Linked DNA regions of Mus musculus: region 1 is linked to region 2. A link is a loop called in an ENCODE intact Hi-C map of the cell type or tissue named here. Cell type or tissue: gastrocnemius. All regions are shown on one strand. Links, peaks and the distances in the headings refer to the core of each region. The heading gives the core; the rest is flanking DNA.

The links. Peaks named below come from ENCODE experiments on the same cell type or tissue, not always from the same donor. Only the 100,000 strongest peaks of a DNase experiment are listed, where the experiment ranks them.
Region 1: a loop joins it to region 2, with 2.3 times the contacts of the local background. A loop is called at or near these places in 15 of 42 quality-filtered maps.

What each region holds. Positions count from the first base shown.
Region 1 is chr11:68,802,739-68,807,738 of GRCm38, reverse strand. It overlaps Myh10 (myosin, heavy polypeptide 10, non-muscle), which reads right to left. Exons shown (of 41, transcript NM_175260.2): 32 at 4,687-4,899; 33 at 2,900-3,112; 34 at 453-614. Among named protein-coding and RNA genes, the nearest start is that of Ndel1, 48 kb to the left of the region's middle. In gastrocnemius, for the core only: a CTCF peak has its summit at 2,374 (motif pointing right); a DNase peak (open chromatin) is centred at 2,399.
Region 2 is chr11:68,551,056-68,557,303 of GRCm38, reverse strand. It overlaps Pik3r6 (phosphoinositide-3-kinase regulatory subunit 5), which reads right to left. Exons shown (of 20, transcript NM_001081566.2): 19 at 5,968-6,080; 20 at 4,609-5,413. The coding sequence ends at 5,260. Mfsd6l (major facilitator superfamily domain containing 6-like) reads right to left here and starts at 1,118. Exons shown (of 1, transcript NM_146004.1): 1 at 1-1,118. The coding sequence starts at 979. In gastrocnemius, for the core only: a CTCF peak has its summit at 3,212 (motif pointing right); DNase peaks (open chromatin) are centred at 1,162 and 3,217; H3K27ac peaks cover 1,181 bases.

The sequences.
Region 1 (5,000 bases), core at 1-5,000, 250 kb before region 2:
TCAGTGCCTACACCCAGCCAGGAAGAGCAGGGTCAGCCCACACCGTACTTTATCATGCATACCGCTCCTCTTCTCAGCGAGGCTATAGAACTGTATCATCCAGGTAGCAAGAGTGATGCTTGCAGCTGTCTGAAAATTACATTCCCAGCAGTGCAGGAGGAAAGGGACACCACTTCCCTTTGGAGACAGAGCTAGACAGTGAAGTTGTTGCTAAGGGCATTTAGGGGCACAGGACCAGATTCCAGCAAGGACACTCCTCCTGGCCACCATCCCCAGCTCTGACTCAAAAGAAAACCCAGTAACCTAGGGGACAGCTGCTCTGGTCCTCATCATGACAGTGGCTCGGTGACAAGGTGACAGTTGGGTGCTGCATGGTCTTCCAGCTTCAGTTTCATCTTGGTTCCAGTAAGGCTATGTGGCCTGTCCCACCAAGGTAAGCCTGCCATCCCTACCTGAAGTTTGCGAAGCTGCTTGATCACTTCATCCCGGGCTTTGTTCGCAGCCTCGATCTGAGCCTCCAGGTCCTTCAGGTCTATCTCCATCTTCTTCTTTGACGCCACAGCCAGTGCCCGCTGTTTCCGCTCATCCTCCAGCTCTGCCTCGAGCTCCCGCACCTGAAGGACAGTGTTGGATTACGTTATCCTGGGCTCTTGATACTTTGGCTAGGGGAGCTTGTCACTTTGCAGAGGTCCCTGTTACCAACAAGTCCCTATGTCTTATTAGCAGGTCTGGGCTTAGTTCAGAAGGTCTTGGAAACCACCCCATGGGAGAGGCCACGCCTGCTGGTAGCACTAGGGGACCCAAGAGGGAAGACCTTAGGCTCACAGTCCAGGTGACTGAGTCAGAAAGATAGGAAGCAGAGGATAATGATTTAACAAACAGGAAAGACGCCTGGAGCACAGGGCAGCAGTCCAGAGGCCAGGGGAACAGGCTCAACCCTAACCCTAACCGTGTCCTGGAGCGAGGGAGCTAGGCCTGACTTATGTGTCTGGGATCCATGCTGCAGAGCTAGGCTCGCTCAGGTTTTGGGCTTCAGACCAGGCAGAAGCCCCACTTGATAGACCAGCAAAGGGAAGCTAGCAGCTGAGGCCACAGGAAAGCTTTAGAGCACACAGCACACAGGAGGAGAGGAAGATACACAGACAAACGTGAGCTGGGGTAGAGCAACACACCCCATCCCCCATGGCCACTCATTCTGGGGTGTTCTTGACGCTTTAGCTGTACCACAGGACAGGATGGCACAGTCCTGGTTACTTGTACCCTTGTGTGAGGCAGAGGGGGTGGGTGGGAGAGGAGAAGCGGGTGTGTGTGTGTGTGTGTTTATCATTTCAGTCCAACCCTAATGCCTGTACTAACAATGAACTAAAACTGTCCAGACTGGGAGCTGTGCCGTGAGCTTCCTGGTCTGTCCTGCATTTCCATTCATCCAGGAAAAACTCCCATGTATGTAGGTGCCCTAGGTGATCTTGCAGTGGGGGCTCTGAGCAGATAGATCACTTGTCATGAACTGGCAAAGTGGGAAGGGAGGTGCTCTTTGAGTGACACCAAGAAGCCTAAGGGGGGGTCTTCTCCAAGGGGAGACCATGGATCTGTTGCACCTGCTCCTGCAGACGACCAGGAGGAGGAAGGGACAGATGGTTGCTTCCACTGTGGTGAGTCTCCGCACCTGACTGTATGCTGCAGATCTGGCTCTGCTGCGCTTGGGATAAGGAGGCTCTTTAGGTATGGAAACTGCCCTGAGGTTCTTCAGTGTGCTTTAAATACATCTATCAGTTCTTGGAAAATTGTCCTTGAAGAGGTCCTGTGTGTGGGCTGAACTTGGGACTCACTTCTAGAGAAGAGGACGAGAGGGATGAACTGTAAAGGCACAGCTCTCGCTGGCTTCCCTGGGCCTTTTGCTCTTGGGCAGGTGGCCTCCACAGGGCATGCGAGCAGCCTTCAGCCAGGCTGCTAACAAGTGCTGAGGTTCCTGTCCATGCTGGGAGGGTGAGCGCATGCGTCACCTCCTCCAGCCCAACCCAGGCCACCCCACAGAAACGGGACGCCAGAAATGTGGCTTTAACTCACTACGTTTGGCGTAAGTTAGTCAACAATAAAGAATGAATCAAGTTAATGTTAGTGAAACAAAAGTAGTAAAATAAAATTAAATATAAATCAAGACTGGTTTCCATGAACTCCAAGGGACACTCAAAGTATCCAAAATCACTTTCAAAGCACACGCACACACACACACACACACACACACACACACACACACACACACACACATACCTCAGAAACATCAACCACAAATTTCCTTAAGATCTATTTATTTAAATATTTTGAGCGTTCTGTCTATATTTAATATGACATGCATGCCTAGCTGAAGGCCAGAAGAGGGCATCAGATCCCATTAGAGATGGCTGTGAGCCACCATGTGGGCTGGAAACTGAACTCACGACCTCTGAAAGAGCAGCCAGTGCTCTGAACCACTGAGCCATCTCTCCAGACCAATCGTGAGATTCTTTTTAGGTTTAAAAAATGTAATATAAGCCAGGCACTTGGAATTAAACTCTGAGTTTGAGTACATAGAGAAGAAACCAATCAACCAACCAAACATACACTCACAAAATTAACTATCAACCCTTTTCTTTCTCTTCTAAGGAGCCCTTTAAGGGTGGGTGACTTAAGGAGGCCATGACATCTGAGTGATGGGAATCTGCAGTGTCCCCCCATCTGCTGGGCAGGTGGGTCCCTATTCTTAGACCCTGAGTGCTCTCATGGCTTCCCTTTGATGGACAGACAGCCTGGCTAGGCAGCAGTGATGTTGGAGAGAGACTATCTAAACCCCTTACTGCCAGACTCAGCCTTTCCTCCTGCTAGTGCTTCCCAGGGCACGGCAGAGCCTCCCTCCACCCACCTGCTTAAGCAGCAGCCGCTTCTTTTCTTCATTCTGCTCATCTCGGGTTTGCAGGTCCCTCTCAAACTGGGCCTTCATGGCCTGCATGTTGACTTCCAGGCGGAGCTTGGCATCCTCAGTGGCCTGCAGCTCGTCCTCCAGCTCCTCCAGCTGGGTCCGCATCTCCTCCACCTGCTGCTCCAAGGCTCGCTTGGATTTCTCAAGCTCGTGGACCTAAGGCAAGGAAGCGTCAGGGCTGGTGAGCAGAGATGTGACCTAATCTCGCAGTTCTGTGGTCACACGTGTTTTAATCACCCGACTCGCGTGACAGAGCTCTGAAGCTAAAGCACAGTCACGGCGCCTGCTGTGTGAGCCTCAGAAGAGATCACTCACAATGGGAAGGCTCTCGAGCAGCCTGCCACAGAGGCAGTCTGAAAAGCAGGGCCTGGCCATGAGGTCTGACCTCTCTCTGAACACAGTCTCCACCAAGATGAGCCTTCTGAGACTGGCAGTGTACTGAGGTCCTCTACCTCCTATCCCAACTAACCGCCTGACCTCCTGAAGCAGACCTATGTGCTGTTAGCTTGGCAGGGGCAAGCCACAGAACTTAGGAAGGTCCATTTGCTAAGTAGTGTTTGGTAACTCAGCAGTCACCATGAGTGTGAGAATGTTGATGACTAGAGAAAATGACTATAGAACCACTACAGTCTTCTCTTCACTTTTACATGGTTGGATCTATCCTGGCTATGCTCTTCTTGGCCATGGAGCTGTACGCAGAAGGCCCGGCAGGATGAGGATGGTCTTCCATCACCTATGATATGGTCAGATGGCTTGGATCCATGCAGACCACACCTCTTTATGGTTGTTTCCACACTTCTCAAAACCAACAAAACAGGTCTTGGCTACAAAGTGCATGGGGTAACAACAGGAGAAGCAGGGCACGGTGATGCAGAGGCTGGTGGGCTCTATGAGTTCAAGGCTAGCGCTGGCTGGTCTACAAAGTGAGTTCTAGGACAGCCAGGGCTATTACACAGAGAAGCTCTGTCTCAAAACCCCAAAATAATGCAAGCTAGGAGAAGAGCCCAGGGGAACGTCATCTTTGATTTGCAGGTCTGGATTTACTCTGCAGCTCTCTGCTGGTCAGATACTAAGGGAGGGTGCAGGGTGAGGAACTAGCATGGGGACTCTGGAGAAGGCATGCCTGTGAGAGCACACAGAAATCTCTAAACTGCAAGTCTGACAACTACCCATACCCTGAAGGCCAGCACTCAGGTCTCACAGGGAAGGCTGGGTGGGGAGTGGAAGAAATGTGCTTCAGTTCCCACAAACCTCTTTTTTCCAGGGGATCTTGGAATATCTAGGTTTGCAACCACTGATATTGTAGATGCCCATGTTGAGAGGTGCCTGACAGGATGAACTGGGGCAGGAAGGGCCAGGGTAAGGTTCAACATCTGGCTACCTGCTAGGGTTGCTGCAAGAATTCCACAAATGGGGTCTGGGGAGATTGTCTCAGCGGTAGAGAACACTGAGTGCCCTTGTGGAGGACCTGGTTTCAATTTGCAGCCCACATGGCAGCTCACAAACACCTGTAAGTCTAGTTCCAAGGGATCCAATGCCCTCTTCTGCTCTCAAGGGCATTGGGCATGTGTACGGCACATGGACATACCTGCAGATTTCCACATGTATCTTGGCTCAGGTGAATGAGAGCAGATTGGCCCCTATCTGCCTCCAGGACAGGGCTCGAGTTGGCTCTGCTCTGGGCCTGTGTCCCAGGCCCTTTCTGTCCCTTGCAACTACAGGTGACTTACGTTCTTCCCCACATCGTCTTTAGAGCTCATCAGGTCTTCCATGTCTGCTCGAAGCTGCTTGTTCTGCCTCTCGAATTCCTCCTTCGCCTCCAAGGCCTCCTCAAGGGCCCGCGCCAGGGAGAGCGCTTTGGTTTCTTTCTCTCTGGCCTCAGCTTCAGCCCGGTCCCGCTCTTCTGCATAGCGAGCAGAGATGCCCTTTTCTTCTGCCAACAGCTGTGTGAGAGCAGAGCACAGTGAAAATGCCACTCACTGAGTCTAAGAACACAGCAGGCTGACCATCCATCCATATGTCCCCAAGGCTCTCTGAGAGCCAA
Region 2 (6,248 bases), core at 545-5,544:
CCAGCGAGTAGCTGTAGAAATAAATCACGCCCTGAGGACCATTGGCCACGAGGAGGCATTCCAGATGCCCCACCAAGGCTGCGATGCCACACACACCTGCTGATACACCTAACAGTTTCCACACCCACAGGTCTCTGTTCCGATCAGTGGCGTCTACGAAATCCAGGTATTCATAAAGACTGTCATCCGCCACCTGCTCCAGAGGGGCTGCCAGGAGTTCCCAGAATACAACAACTCCCAAGGAGAGGATGAAAGTCCACGGTGACCCTTTCGAGGAGTGATCAGGGGTCTGGGTGTCCCCCTGGGGCTTTGACAAGTTGACGGGACCTCCAAGAGCTGTACTTCCAGGAAGTAGATTCAGGGTAACATTGCCTACCTCAAAAGTCCCTTTCTGGGAATTATCTCTCAACCCAGAAGTGACAAGATGGAGGCCTTGTGTAGTGGTCCTGGCTCCTTCAACAGAGCCCACTAAATAGGTCTGCAGACCGCTAAATGTTCCTTCAGATCCATTTGGAAAGCCAGAAGTGTCCAGGGCTCTGGTGTGCCTGCTGCCTGGGAGGTTGGGTGCTCCAGACCCCTGGGTAGGGGTCATGATCACAGTTTGTGTGACCCCCAGCGGTAAGATAGTGGTGGCCACTCTACTGCTTCCATTACAAAAGTGGTTGACCAGATTTCTGTCCACCGGTGGGACGAGGACCATCAGGAGGCTGGCGCCTGCGGAGCTCAGCAATGAGCCAGTCAAAAACATTCTCCTTTTCTGGTAGCGTTTGGCCAGGAAGGCACAGAAGGGAATCCAGCAGGTAGCGATCAGGTGCTTGGTTCCCATGAGGATGCCCACCAAGGGCGCGGCCACACCCAGTTGCCTCAGGTAGAGGGTCAGGAACGGAGTCACACAGGCATCCCGGACTCCGCACACCAAGTGGAAGAGCCTGGCCACCCGTAGTGCCCTGGGGACGTCCCATTGCGGGTTGGGGCTCATGGTTACGGGATTCTGCCAGACCCGGAAGGACACAGGACTAAGTTAGATGCGGGGCGCGCGGCGCTCCATATCCTGGGAAGGGAGAATCGCTGGCTCAGGGTTCCGAGCAAGCCAAACTGCGTCACCTCCAGTCACCTAGCCAACGGCTATTTGCCCCCATGTCCGGCCACCCTCCCGGAAGTGGCCCCGCCCCAAGAGAGAGACGCGGCGGGGGCGGAGCCCACGCACCTGTTGACTGTACCTGCTGCACCTGTTGTACCTGCGCCTCACCTGCGCCACCTAATGGATGACGGACGCCCTGTGGTTTGCTGGGCGCGTTCTGACCACAGGTGCTGCTGGGCGCCTGGACTGCCTCAGGCCTGAGAAACTGACAGGGTCAGGATGGGGATGTGTCCGGGAAGAGAAGAATGAAGTGAACATCTGCACATCTCTGGTCCTCACACATCCCTCGTCCTCAGGTCTGTATTCATAGGCCCACTGGTCAGTGGCGATCTACAGAGTTGGTCCTGTTGATTGTAAGTGAAATCCCAATTCTGTCTGGCCATCACCAGAGGACTCAGACTTCCCCTCCTTGGCTTGCACTTTTGTCAATAATCTCTCTGTTCACCCAGAAAGGCATTTATATATATATATATTCAATCCTGGTAGCACCTCACAGTCCCAGGCAGTATGTACACAATGTACACACTCAATAGAATGCTGTTGCCTGCCCTGTTTAGGAATGCACTCCAGAGATTCTTAGCTGGCTTTGAACCTCAGTAGAGGAACCTCAGTAGAGGAACCTCAGTAGAGGAAGTGAATACAGATACTTAAAAATTGCAGGTCAAAAGAAATAGTTTATTAGCCAAGTAAAGGTTTCCACACATGAATTCAGTGGCATCCAGGTCATGAGAAATGGCTCCAGATTTTTTTCTCTCCCCAGAGGCATTTCCTCTCTCAACTGAACTAAGATTCGAGCCCTTGAAATCATGGGGGGGGGGGGGGGGAGGAGGTGTACCATAGGCTTTCCTCCAGAATGGCCAACTATCCAGCTACAGATGCGGGAATTATTTGTTCTCAGACCTAGGGTCTCCATCTCTACCACTGAGCTGTATCCCAGCTCTGATTTGGTCCATTCATTTTTCATTCAAGGCTTGCTCAATGCACCTAATTTGGCCGTGGATTGGAGAGTGGGGGGTGTTTGCCAGCCAATATGTATGTGTAGCTAAATTTGAAATGGTAATTTCTCAGGAGACGGGTAGACAGCTAAGGTCCTCCGCACTTTCTCTTACCATATGGCTGACAGACTCTCACTGATACTTAGAACCTAAGGATTAAAACGTTATTAAATTAAAATTTAAAAACTAAGAGTTGCTAGCTGGGTATGGTGACGCATGCCTGAGTCTAACACTTGAGGGATGGAGGCAGGGGGATCAGGAGTTCATCATCAGCCTCAGCTAGCTTTTTTGAGGTGAGACCTTGTTTACAAAACTGAGCAAAAAGAAAACAAACATGCAAGTGATTAATGGGTGTGGAGGCTTAATCCCACATCTGGAGGTAGAAGCAGGAGAATCAGGAGTTCAAGACCAGCCTTTGTTATATGAGATCTTGTCTCAAAGATATCAACCACAAACCTAAACACACACACACACACACACACACACACCAAAACAAAAACCTAATGCTTGTGTGATTGTGAACGTTCAAACTGGTCTGAAGCAGTTCACATCACCTCAGTTCAGAAAAACAGAAAATCCCAGGTCAGACTCAGTGAGGCCATGATTGTTACCAGTTTCAAACCACTAAAGACTGCCTGCCCTCCCACCTGCCAGCCCGCCTGCGCCGCCCCCCCCCCCCCCACCACAGTGCCCCTGCCTTTGCCTCTTTCAGCAGCCTTCCCCCCACTTGCTCTTTCCCGCAGCTGCTTTCTTGGCTCTTTGAGACTCTTTGGGCTTGACTGCTTCTGGCTACCGGAGAAAACATTTCCTGCTTTCCACGCCCATGGGCGAGCAGAGACTTTCTGTCAGCCTGGACTGCCTTTGGGTGTGTATACTAAAGCAACCCTGAGCCCTACTCACATCATCCTTGGCTTTAAGAATGGGTCATGGGACTTTCCCTTGTTCCTGGAATAATGAGGTCAGAGATAAAATGCCATATTAGTTACTTTACTGACACTCACCCCCCATTCTATATTGACTTGAATGAGAATGGTCGCCGTACACTCGAATATTTTAATGCCTGGCCCCCAGTTGGTGGCGCTGTTTGGTGGTAGTGGTGGGACAGTTAGCAGGTTTTACTGGAAGAAGTATGACACTAGGATCAGGTTTTGAGAGTTTTTTTTTTTTCTTTTGGGGTTTTGGGGTTTTTGAGTCAGGGTTTCTCTGTGTAGCTCTGGCTGTCCTGAAACTCCCTCTTGTAGACCAGGCTGCCCTGGAACTCGCAGAGATCCACCTTCCTCTGCCGCTGGGGTGCTGAGATTAAAGGCGTATGCGTCTGGCAAGGGCTTTGAGAGTTTAAAGCTGCCTCTCTGTTTGCTCTCACTGCTTCATGCTTGTGCTGGACAATGTGAGCTCTCGGCTTCCTGCCGCCATGCCCGCCCGCTGCTTGCTGCCATCCTTCCTGCCACAGTGGACTCTCATCCCTCTGGAACCCCTGAGCCAAAACAAACTCTTTCTATAGTTGCTCTTTGGTCATGACGTTTTAGCCCAGCGACAGTAAAGTAACTAATATGGATTCCCGGCTTCAAAGGATCCCACCAGCCCAGGGACTCCATCTAGTTGACAGGAAGGAGCTCAAGTCTAACTCCCTTGGACTTTTTCTATTTCTCCCCCATGCTATATGAGGCCATGGATCGTAGGGCCAAGAACACTACTATGGCTTTGTGTGATGGTTTGTATATGCTTGGCGCAGGGACTGACACTATTTGGAGGTGTGTCCTTGTTGGAGGAAGTGTGTCACTGTGGGCATGGGCTTTGAGACCCTCATCCTAGCTACCTGGAAGCCAGTCTTCTCCTAGCAGCCTTCAGATGAAGATGTAGAACTCTCAGCTCTTCCTGCTCCATCCCTGCCTAGACATTACTATGCTCCCACCTTGATGATACTGGACTGAACCTCTGAACCTGTCAGCCAGCCCCAATTAAATGTTGTCTTTATAAGAGTTGCCTTGGTCATGGTGTCTGTTCACAGCAGTAAGACTCTAATTAAGACAATGTACAACTTTTCTTTTTTACTTGAAACGCCAATTTTTCTTATTCTCTAAGCTCTGGCTTTCCTGAAGGCTCCCTGCATTCCTGCCTCTGCTTGAGAGAGTCCTTAAGAAAAAAAAGGGGAGAGGAAAGAGTAGGGGAACGGACCACAGCAGTGAATGTGGCACAAGACTGTTATCCAGCCTAAGAGAATTCATTTGGTTAGATCAAGTTCTGTCTTCTGACTTCCTGTGCAGCGCTGTGGTCATGGATCAGTGGGTAAAGGTGTTTGCTGCCAAGTTTGACAACCTGAGTTTTGTTTCCAGGACCCACACTGTGGAAGGAAACAATAAATTTCCACAAATTGTCTTCTGACCTACATATATATAATGTGTCACACACACACACAGACACACACACACACACACACACACACACACACACACACACACACGGAAGCAGTAACACTTTAGTGTGCTTTTATTGAGACTATCACTCTCTTCTTTACTGAGACAGACCGACCCCCCTCGGCACTGGCGAACCGTGGCCTTGAGAGCTGCAAAGGATGGTATGAAGTCAGAAGGGAGCAAATACAGTATTCACTACCTACTCCCTGGTCCTTCCAAAGCCACAGGGCGCTGTACAAATAGTGAACCCATCAGCTCTGAACCCCTTTTTATAAACTGAGGTCAAACCCAAGGCCTCCCACACACTAGGCAAGTGCTCTACCGCTGAACCACCAGCTATACCTGCAGCTAACTGACACCAGTTCTCAGGACTCCCTAGGGAGCTGGAGTGGATGGTGGATGAGAAACGGGAAATGAACATCATCACAAGAAAGATGTTTCTGGGAGAAGCTGGCTTGAGTATGCATCAGCTCATCTCATTCCAACTCTGTCCAGCAATCTGGGAGCCGTGGGCTGCATCCATCTTTATCACATGCCCCTTATTCATTACAACCCAGGCTCTTTTAATTCCCAGGCATTCTCTGGCTCCTGGTCCAAGCAGAGCTGCCCAGTGGGGCTGTCAGTGTAAATGTTGTGGATGGGTGGGTAGTGTTTCTTCCTTCTTGGGTCTGCTGCCCCTGGACCCAGATCTCCCACTGTCCTGGTAAGCTTATTGGATGATGCCAGAGAATGTGTTGATGGGCATCAGAAGAGAATTGGGCTTGGCCATGTTCTTCTCTGTCTCCTGCCCGTGCGAATTGAGCGCTGACGTCTTGGATTTCTGGGTCCGTGAACATGGCTCTGGGCAGGGACTGACCTCAAATCTGCAGTGGGGAGAGACCAGCTTAGAAGGTAATCAGAAACCAGATTTTCCCTGATTAAAAAGGTAGACCACATTTAAAAGGTAGAGCAACTTTTATAGGGAACAGAGAGAGAGAGAGAGAGAGAGAGAGAGAGAGAGAGAGAGAGAGAGAGTTAGAAAAAAGACAAAACAAATCAGAGAAGGAGGTCCTCATGTTGCAAGGTTCTCTGATAGTGGGAGAGATGCTTGGATCTAGGCCACTGTGTCTTTGTGTCTACCTTTCCGGGGAAAACTTGCAAAAGTTACAAAATGGGAGTGCAGATGCCCCAGAAGGGGAGCCTGTGATGAAAGTTCAATACAGGCAGCAAGGTTGAAACAGAAGGATGTTCAGCTGTGTGTGCCCCGAGGAGTCCTGGGAACATTTAGCACTAACGTCAATTCATAAGACAGTGGCCTAAAACTTACCTGACCACAGATCTGACTCTGATAAGTAGCCTGGGCCATGGTCAGGAGACTGTGGGCGTTCAGGGTTTCCCTGTTGGGGCAGGAGTCCTAGGAGTAGAAAGCCCCACTCACCTGACCACATCCCTGAAAGTCCGCCGTCCGTCCTTGTCCAGCCATAGTGTGAGCAGCCTCTGGTCTTGGCTCTGGACTTGGATACTGGATGTCCGGAAGGTGTTGGTTGATGTCTACATCAGAGAAGACTTTATGTAAATGTCACCTTTGCTCAGCAGTTGGCTCTGCCAACACTTCCTACCCTAGGAGCTGGTGCGTTTCTTCTGTATATCCCAAGGGGTCCCATCCCCCACACAGACTGTAGCAGAATTTCAGCAGAGCCTGTTGTATGTGGCATGAAT